Linked DNA regions of Mus musculus: region 1 is linked to region 2. The links are chromatin loops, found by intact Hi-C in ENCODE. Cell type or tissue: left cerebral cortex. All regions are shown on one strand.

Region 1 (5,000 bases), 290 kb before region 2:
AAGAACCTAACATATCTACCTACGTTACGTGTAAGGGTTTTTCTCAAGGGTGATCTTGGGAAGCAAACACTTAGCTTAGTCTATTCAAATACAATGGCTTGTGAATTTTTATGAGGAATTTGTTTACCCACGTACTTTTAAATTATTCAAATCTAAGCCATGCAAAGAGATGTGGGGAAGGAAAATGCTTTTGCTATGTGCCACACGAGTTTTCAGCTAAAGAATGGAACAGATCTCAAGAAACCTGGAACTAGAAGAAACTAGAATATGAGCCTAAACAACTCAAAGAAAAAAAAATGGTTCCATGGTATGTTTGACTAGAAACCTCAGGCTTTCCCACCCAGCAGGAGAAGCATCTAAATTGTGAATCTCAGGCATTCTCTTTTTTAAAAACAGAGGTGGTCAGATTAAGTTAAGTTCCCAAGGTATTGATGGATGTATCATGCCCTGTTAGAATAATTTCATATCTATGCACCTCTTACAATTCTATCTTAGAAGTCTGGTACAGGGCCAGCAACTGGTGAGTGGGGAAAGTGGTGGGGGTCATTTTCAGCACCTACTTCACACCATGTCTATCACCCACATATGGCCAGTAGGACCATCTGGGTTCTGACTATTTCCCAAGATAATATCCAATCACTTTTACCCAACCAGTTTCACGGACGTTTTTCCAATGAACAGGCTGCAGTTTTTAAAAACGCATCTTTTCTCTCATCCTTGGATTACAAGAAATAGGTAGGTTTCTGGAAAACATCTTCCAGACTTTAGGATCGATATGTACAATCTTCCCTCCACCCCAAAAGTCCACCTTAGGGGACCCTGGGCAAAACCACTAGGTTTACTAAAGATTACTCCAATTTCAACTCCAAAGCTAAAACCAGAACCTTAGGGTGTTGTTGGTGATTGCAGAGTATTGAATAGTCAGCAGCATACTGCAGTGGGAAGCCCTGGCCGGTGATTTTTACAATTTTTAAAATCACAATTGCACTCATTGGAATGGAATCTAGCCCTTACTACTATTGTTATATAACACGCACATGACTTAAGGAAACTCAGAAAATATGAACAGCTTTCTTGTTTAGTTACAGGCTTTCAATTACCAGGTACAGCTGATTTGGTTATAGTTTTAAGTTATTTTCCCAAGCTTAAGAAAGTTTTTCTTAAGATCTGCAGTTTATTAATAGCCCCTTTCATAAATGCAATGCAACTGTCTCTAACACCTCCAAGAACATTCAGAAACGCTCTCTGCTCCAGTTAGAAAATGCCATGGGAGTTCCAAGAATAGAAAGCATCCACCAGGGTATTTAGCACTCAATTGACAGAACTTGGCTCAGGCCTGCATTGCAAAAAGCAAGACTTCCAAACTATGGTTTTTGCCTCAAGGCCGCTTGTACTTTTTACACTGTGTTAAAAAAGGGGGGGGGGGGCGGGGAATAAATGTACAAAACCACTATTCTTTATGACCATTAAACTGGTTTCAGACAGCAAAACCCACTGAGAAGTCAAAATCACCTTTACAAATCTCATGCTCTGTTGAATCACAACAGGGAACACAGGGGGAAAGCAGTCTGTCTCCAGGTACTGATTCAGAAGGTAGACTCCAAGGTACACAGCTTCCTTGTCCGGCAGGAACACTCCGGGGCAAGAAATCTTAAAAAGAAGAGGAGGGCAATCAAGGGATTGGTTTTTTTTGTTTTTTGTTTTTTTTTTTTTTTTTTGTGCAGAGGGGCTGTTTATCCTAACCTCCCACAGCTCTGAAATGACGCCATCACTGCGTCCTTCACCTGCACTTCCCACCTCTCCTCAAGCTGGTACTCCCGGTTCCCTCCCACGTCTCCGCCAGGTGTCACAATCGTGCTCTGCGGCTCGGCTCCTCGGCCCGCCCTCCGGGATGGCAGTGCGGAAGCGGAAGAGGCTGACGGGCTGGGAAGCCTGTCTCCGGTCTGCCCGGGTCCCCGGGACCGGCCTCCCTCCGCGATGCCGAGCCCCCGGAGGACCATCGAGGGACGGCCGCTGGGCTCCTCGGGCGGAAGCAGCGTCCCGGGCAGCCCGGCCCACGGCGGTGGCAGCGGCGGCGGCAGGTTCGAGTTCCAATCGCTGCTGAACTGCCGCGCGGGCGCGGACCCCGCCTGCGCTCGGCTGCGCGCGTCCGACAGCCCGGTGCACCGGCGCGGCTCCTTCCCGCTGGCCGCCTCGGGCCCCGCACAAGCAGCCCCGGCCCCGCCGCCGGAGGACGCCCGCATGAACTTGAACCCGTCCTTCCTGGGCATCGCCCTGCGCTCCCTGCTGGCCATCGACCTGTGGCTGTCCAAGAAGCTGGGGGTGTGTGCTGGGGAGAGCTCGGCCTGGGGCAGCGTGCGGCCCCTGATGAAGCTGCTGGAGATCTCAGGGCATGGCATCCCCTGGCTGCTGGGCACCCTCTACTGCCTGCTTAGGAGCGACAGCTGGGCCGGGCGCGAAGTGCTGATGAACCTGCTCTTCGCCCTGCTGTTGGACCTGCTGCTGGTAGCTGTGATTAAAGGGCTGGTCCGCAGGCGCCGACCCGCGCACAATCAAAAGGACATGTTTTTCACCCTCTCGGTGGACAGGTACTCCTTTCCCTCGGGCCACGCCACGAGGGCCGCCCTGGTGTCGCGGTTTATCCTAAACCACCTGGTACTGGCCATTCCACTGAGGGTGCTGGTGGTCCTGTGGGCCTTCGTCTTGGGTCTCTCTAGGGTCATGCTCGGGCGGCACAACGTCACTGATGTGGCTTTTGGCTTTTTTCTGGGCTACATGCAGTACAGCATTGTGGATTATTGCTGGCTGTCACCCCACAATGTTCCAGTTCTTTTTGTACTGTGGAATCAACAGTGACACCATCTCATTGATTATTGACACCTTGAGGTCTGAAGGATTCCACACTCGAGGATGCTGACCTAAGCCAGAGCCATCTAGTTGCCCCTCTGGGCAACTTTGGGAATTCTGGGATCCCACTGTCTTGACAGGTTCCTAGACCGGAGCGCATGCTGGCTATTACTGAACACGGCCATACTTGAGAAACAAAGTCTACTGTGTATTTGACAGCTATTTATCACCAAGACAACTGTAAAGAAATCAAGCTGGCTGACTGTATGATTGCTATTTACTTAAAGTTGACAACGTTAATGAGTAATTCCCCTCACCCCCCAAAAAAACAATGTTATTACTTGTAAATTAAAATTTAAGAGCCATTAGCTAGATAAACCATGTGCTATTCCCACCCTTTACCTGCAGTAAATTTTAAACAATAATTTTAAAGTTCAAAACAGATTTTTTTTCTCCAATTTAACTCTCTGAATATGTTGCCATAATTGGAGCTTTTTCCTTCTTCTGATTCCTTTAAGCTCTCCCACCCTTGTGGACTTGGTAGTTAAGAGGTTCCACAGAGTATTTTCCTTTCTGCTCCCAGTACCTCTCAAACGATCTTTAGATAGTTAACTTCTACTACTATTTAACGTTATCTTTTAGCACTCATAGAACAAACCAAGATATGGAAGAAGACATATTCAAAAGGTGGGCTTGTCTAAGGTTCCCACAGAAATGTAAGTATGAGCCTACTGTTTTGTTTCCTAGTCCCATGGACAAGTAGCATACCAGGGGGCAAGAAGCTGAGCTGCTGGGGAGAGTCAGGGGAACTAAGAGCTTAGAAGGAGGCAGACCGGGAAGTAGGCCATGGCCAGGGGCAGGAAATGAAGCCCTGCTGTCGGTCACCTCTACTAAATCAAGCAAATGGTCCTCTATTAAGTAAAAAGTAGAAGAGCAATGTGGTTCTTTTCAGTGTGCCTGCATAGCGTTCCTGTGTGTACCCCAAGGATAACTGTATGCTATCCTTTCCCTATCGGTCCCACTGTGCTGTGTTCAGCACATTTTAGGTAACAGGACACAACTTGAAACTTTTCAGGAGAGCCTATTGCCCTACGTGAGCATTAGGTAAAACTCTTAAATTTCTGTTTACATTGAAAGCTGTTCATTCATGGCGCCCCCCCCCCCCCAATCATAAGACCAAAGATGACCAAATAATATGGTAGACTCTGATTACAGTCTGACCTAGAAAGACCAAAGAGGGGTATGCTCATGACATCTGTAAATGCTGCTGTGTCTGGAAAGAAAGTCTTTAAATCACTGGTGAAAGTGGCATCATCAGATAATCTCAATGGCCACTTGTTCTGGCATTTATAAATAGAAAGGACTGTGAGCTGTGGGCTATGGTCTAATGTTCAAAGATATGGGTGGACAGGACTGTGGAAGATGGACATGATAAACCAGTTCTCAGTAGGAGGAAGTAGGACCTTCGAGAGTGGGAGTCTGGTACACCCATTGGAACAAGTCCTTCGATAAATAAAACAGTTATCACATTCCCACAACAACCTAAACACAGACTACCTCTCCCCTCATCAGATCAGCTAAGCTGTGAGGTTCTAAGAGGTCTAGGTGTGTTTAAATTTCTGAAGATCATTTTTCATTATAACATTCAGGCCAGACACTTGAAAGTGACTGTTTGTTCTTATAGTGTCCCCAAGTCTGCTAATTAAGGGCCCACTTCTACTTTCTAGTCGCACTTCTGAAATTCCATATTTTGTTTGCTGGGGCCTGAGTTTGCTGGCTTTTAAAATATAGATCAGATCAATTTACCCGACTTCATGAATAATCCTAAATTCTCTGGAATAAAAAACTGATTTCTTTGTTAATTACTTGTACGATGAAGGATGCCTTTAAAAAAAAATCAAAATAAATTAAACTGGTAATGTTGAATGATATGAGGTGAAATCTTTAATTTCTGCTTTGATGTAAGAGAGATCACTTGGCTTCTTGGGGGCTCCTTCCTCATCCTGAACACTTGAAATTGATACAGCCCAACTGAGAACTGTCAGCAAGATGGAACCAAAACCAGGACCCTCTCGTTTTTCCTTTCATTTCTACGCGCTCAGTGAAACCATAGAGTTTACTGATTACACAGCATCTCACTGGATCTCCATGCT
Region 2 (5,000 bases):
AGATTTAAAGCCTCTTTTCTGGCTTCTATGAGAATAGCACATGCAGAATGGGTGCTGCCTTCGTCTCCTCTCCTGGGAGCCCTTGCCTAGCAGGGAACAAATTCTTGAATGAATGAACGTGGCTCTTTGGGACCCTATACGTCGTTTCTTCTTCCAAGCGGTCCCTTCGCAGAAGTGGTGGTTAACTGAAGTCAGGTACTTGGGTCTCAGCGCCCGGTCCACGGTGCCACGTCCCCTGGGCCGAGCGCTTAGGGCAGGGAGCCGCCTGTGGAAACGAAAGCAGGAAGGGGAAAGTCTCCGCGGAGGCAGCGGCCGCCAATCCTATCAGCTCGGACGCAGCGGGGCCTTCCCGGCCGGGCTGACTCATTCCCAGCCGTCTCCTCCGCGAGCCGAGGCCGCAAGCACGCTGCGCCAACCCGCACCCGCCCCGCTCCTCCTCCTCCTCGCGCGCTCTCGCCCGGGGGCTGCCCCGGGAATCTCCACGCGCGCCTCCGCTTCCCCGGAGCCCGCGGCCGCCTCCCCCGTCCCGGCCCAGCCCCGCAGAGCGGCCCCGCGGGCGGCGCAGGCGCAGTGGGGCGTGCCGGCCTCCGCCCCCCCGCCAACCCCCGCCGGCTTGCCCACGCCCCGCTCCGCCGCTCGGGGCCGCTTTCCCGAAGCTGCACCGCGCCGGAGCCCGCCGAGCAGGGCAGCTGAGCCGGCGTCGCGGGGCCGAGCGGAGGCGGCGTGCGGCCCCTGGAGGGCGGAGACGGGCTCGGCGCGCGGTGGGCGTGGCGTGGGCTGCAGGAAGCTGAGGCAGAGCAGAAAGGGGGCAGCAGCGGCCACCGCCGGCCTCCCGCCGCGCTGACAGGCTGGGCGGGCCCCCGCTCTGGGCGAGCTCGCGCGGCGTCGGCGCCTCGGCCGCGGCCCCGGCTCCGGAGGCGCCCGTCCGTCCCGGCGAGGGCTGCAGGCGGCTGCCGGGTCCGCCGCTGCGGGATGTGAGTGCGGGCCAAGCCCGCGCGGGAGGGCCCCCGAGGGCCCAGCCTGGCGGCCGCTCGACCCTGCGCCCGGCCCGGGGGCTCCCTAGACCTCGGCCCGCCCGACGCGTCTCGGAGGAGCGGATCCTGCGCGCCTCGGGGCGCTCCTGTGTGGCCCGACCCGTGTCGCCGGTGGGTGCAGTCCCTGGCTGCTGGATGGGGGCGGGGGGCAGCGGTTCTCCCTGCGATCCCGCCTCCTGCTTTCCCCTTAGCCCCCTGCTACTGGCAGGGAACTTCAAAGCTAGAAAACCTGCGGGTTTCCGACAGCCTAGGAAGGAGTGGCTAGCTGTTGATAAATGCATGCATCCCCTTGTGCCTTAGAACCCGACCCCCCCTCTTTCTTATTCTTCTGTACATTTTTCTAGTCATCTAAACAGCGCAGAAAAAAAAAAAGAGAGCATCTATTGGCCCTGGGTTTTTGAGTTAGTGACTTGCTGCTTCTGTTTTTAGGTTCCTGAAGCAGGCGACGGGAACAAGATGTGAACTGTTTTCCCTCCCCAGAAGAAGAGGCCCTTTTTTTCCCTCCCGCGAAGGTGGGTGTTAGCGCTCGGGGCTGCCTGGGTGCTGCAGTTAAAGACAAGGGTGTCTGAGATCTGCGAGCCAGTGCCTGCTAAGAAGGCTGGATGCTTGTGTACAACGGCAGGACTAATTGTTGCTTACTGCGAAAATGGCAGTGTTGAACTTTTCCTGTTGCTGTGGGAGAGTAATTGGGTGGTATTTATTGTGTCTCTTGGATCCTTAAAGAAGCGGTCTTTGTTGGTTTTACAGTGTGGTCTTGCAGAGGAAAACAATAAGTCGTCTCTTTCTCCCCCTTTCTCCCCAGTCTTAATTTTCAAGGAATTGAAATAACCTGTTGAGGGAACAAATTGGTTGTTTTTGCTGGGTTTCTGCTGCCACATTGAATGCTTCCTGTATTCACCTGCTTGCTTTGTTGGTTGATTGCTTTCCGGTGGTTACTAGTCTATCAGGGGAAACTCCTTTTCCCTGAATGAAAGGACCGAGCCGCTGAGTGTGTCACAGAGAGGAGGAGAAATGCGGAGAAGGGAAACAGAAGTGGGAATAAAGAAGCCGGAGGTTGCTTTTGGTTTCATAATAGGTTTGTATGAGTGAGTTGTTGGCTTACTGCAAATATTCTCATATAGTTCCCAGCGGATTTGAAAATGAATCATCAATTTCTGGTCCTCTTTCTCTATATCCTTTACCTGTTTACTGTTTACGGTTCCAGCTATTAAGATCATTTGGTTGTATGTGAGCTGGCTTGAGTGTGGGACGTCTGCAGACTGGATGTGCCCAGGACTTATCCTGAGAGTACTGAGCGGTGCTACAGGCATGAGCATTTACCTGTACAGGAGAGCTGCAGTGTGTGGAGGCTAGATAAGCACTTATGTTTATTTTGGCTTTTGTGGAGTATTGTGGAACTTGCTCTGTAGACCAGGCTAGCCTCCAACTCAGAGATTTCCCCTGCCTCTGCCTTCCAAATGCTGGGATTAAAACCACCACCCACCGGGCTTCATTTGTTTCTTTTAGTGTCTTTTCCTTTGTAATTTGAAGGTGTCTTGAGTAAGGTGTCTTGAGTGTGAAAAGTAAACATATTTTTTTTTCTCTACTTTACCCAGATAGGCTATTCTTGAAAGATGGGATCCCTTTCTGGCAAAATAGAGAAGACCATTGGCTTTGGAGTTAGATCTGAGCGTGCAGTCTTAAGTTAGGATAATGGTGTTCTTCCCATTTAACAGCAGTGTTAACTTAAAATTTACTTTCTCAGAACCTTGTGTGGGGGTCGATTGGATGCATGCAGAGCAGTAAATGGTTTGGTCGCTTCTGAACGTCTTAGCTTCTCAGAGCTGGGCAGGCAAAGGAGGTTCCTAGCTGGCCCGTGCGTAGCTGGTCAGTCCCTGGTGCGGCTTCCATAGAGCATAGAGAAACTGCATGCTAGTGTATCTACAGCCTCTGTATGGAAGGGTTTGATGCCTAAGCCCCGTGGTGCTGCCCCCTGGTGGTTAAGATGCGCAAAGACTTGTCCTTTGCTCCTCCCCCATTACACTGTTTTTCCTTTTTAGGCTCCCTCGCTTAGTTCTTAGTTTCCCAAACTGTGTCAGGTGTTAGAGCACCAGGGAAGGCTGGCTCTCACCACTTAACCTGAGGTAGTTTCAGAGGTAGGAAGTTCCATCCGTTCCTATGGGGGTGTGTGTCTTTGTAAAGCTGTATCTTCAGAGTTTACTGTATGAAAAGCTGCTATTTAGTGTATGACAGTGTGGAACAAGAAATGACAATGTGGCAGTGCTTAGGATGATACCAAGGGGCTGAGGAATTGTCAGAATCAGAGCAGCACCAGACCCCCCAAGAGTATTAATGCTAAGTTGTTTGACCCAACAAGGAGTATTTCCTTGGTTTAAAAATAATAAATAAATTGCTAACTTTCAGGATTCCTCAAGTGGAGATAGTCTGGGAACATTTTCATTTGGTTGCAGCTGGCTTTTCTGATAACAGTTTTCAATGCAAAGCCTTAGTTCATAATGGCATAATGTCCTGCTTCTAATAATGCCTGTATGACGTCTGCTAGGTTCTTCTAAGAATGCCTGCATGCTGTCTGTGAGGTTCATTCACATTGTAATTACTCCTCTTGTGTACCTGCCTCTCTGGACACTTCATAGTTTTTATTTTCTTCTGCACAGGGCTCTTACCACTACATTTTTTGATAATCTTTTTGTCCCAAATGAAAACTGATATTTTATACTACTGCTGTAATTTGGATCTTGAATGTCCCTGAAAGGCTTTTGTGCCAGAGCTTTTGTTGTCTGAGATACTAAGATGCCAACTTCTCTTCTGCTTCCCTGCTGCCATGGCAACCAGGCCTTTCTTATTTTAATAATACTTTGCTGGCTAGAAAGACAGTGTTGAGCCCTCTACATTTCCCCACCATTTCATAGAGCAGGAATAGTTTATCTGAGTTGTAAAGGCCCCTAGACAAGACACTGCTTCAATGTCCGTGCTCAATCGCTCTGTTTGTATTTCCTGGGTCGCCATAGGAGAGACTTGACAGCATTACTTAAGAGCCTCCTTTCCCACTGTTCAATCGCATTTTTCCTCACTCCAGGCTAAGTCCTTTCTGACAGTTGCCCCAAAGCCTTATTAGGCCTTTACTTGACTTCCTCAAGGAAGACTTTGGGTGGGTTCGCATCTCTTTCCAGCTACTACAGAACGGTCCCTTTATCCAGTGGGTCTTAGAATTACATACAGGATTTACTGAAATATATATTGTTGCATTCTGTCTCCAGAGTTTGTGTTTCAGTAAGTCCGGAGTGGAACCTGTACATTTGCATTTCTTACTTGTTTTCCAAGGACCACCACACTGTGAAAATCACTGATTTAAATTGGTTGGCAAAGATTTTTTTTTTTCTGTTAAAGAACATAGTTTTTAAGCGGTGTTGGCAAGATTGTCTCTTTTGCTAGTCTATAGTGGAACCTTTGTAGCACAGAAGTAGTCATAGGCAGTGCATAAGTAAATGGCACGCTGTGTTTCAATGAAGGCTTATTTATGAGAACAGCCAACTGGCTGAGTTTGGCACATGAACTAGAATACGAAAGTTCCCAGTTCTCACATGATTCCACCATCTCTGTGAGTTACTGATGCACCTTTTATTTCGAGCAAACCTTATTAAAAGAGCCATGTTTGTCCTTTAAAAAAAATCTTTCTTAAAATTTATTTTCTTGAGCAAGCCACACATTTAATGTTTTATTACTCAAAAGTATTTTTGTATATGTGTTACTTTGTGAAACAGAGAAGGGCTTGTTGGATTAGAAGCGGCATGTGTTCCTGATTGCAACACACACACTCTGCCAAGTTAGTGTAGAAACACGAAGTGCTTTTTATATCTCTACTACAATGTTTTCAGGTGGCCTGATTCTAGCTAACTGGGGACATGGGACTACTCATAGTCTGATCATTTACAAACTTTTAATTTTCCGCTGGGACTTGTATGTTCC

Evidence for each region. A loop is a pair of places that touch in the nucleus more often than their neighbours do. Peaks named below come from ENCODE experiments on the same cell type or tissue, not always from the same donor. Only the 100,000 strongest peaks of a DNase experiment are listed, where the experiment ranks them.
Region 1: it touches region 2 in a loop (3-fold over the local background); 10 of 42 quality-filtered maps call a loop at or near these places.

What each region holds. Positions count from the first base shown.
Region 1 is chr19:28,962,024-28,967,023 of GRCm38, forward strand. It overlaps 4430402I18Rik (RIKEN cDNA 4430402I18 gene), which reads right to left. Exons shown (of 14, transcript NM_001374140.1): 3 at 1,513-1,650. It overlaps Plpp6 (phospholipid phosphatase 6), which reads left to right and starts at 1,897. Exons shown (of 1, transcript NM_028922.3): 1 at 1,897-4,778. The coding sequence starts at 1,978. The coding sequence ends at 2,856. In left cerebral cortex, CTCF peaks have their summits at 1,839 and 2,377 (motif pointing left); DNase peaks (open chromatin) are centred at 562, 972, 1,286, 1,869 and 2 more places; H3K4me3 peaks cover 2,857 bases; H3K27ac peaks cover 2,661 bases.
Region 2 is chr19:29,250,974-29,255,973 of GRCm38, forward strand. Jak2 (Janus kinase 2) reads left to right here and starts at 830. Exons shown (of 25, transcript NM_008413.4): 1 at 830-1,145; 2 at 1,464-1,546. In left cerebral cortex, CTCF peaks have their summits at 774 and 3,015 (motif pointing left); DNase peaks (open chromatin) are centred at 449, 714, 1,136, 1,539 and 6 more places; H3K4me3 peaks cover 4,361 bases; H3K27ac peaks cover 4,269 bases.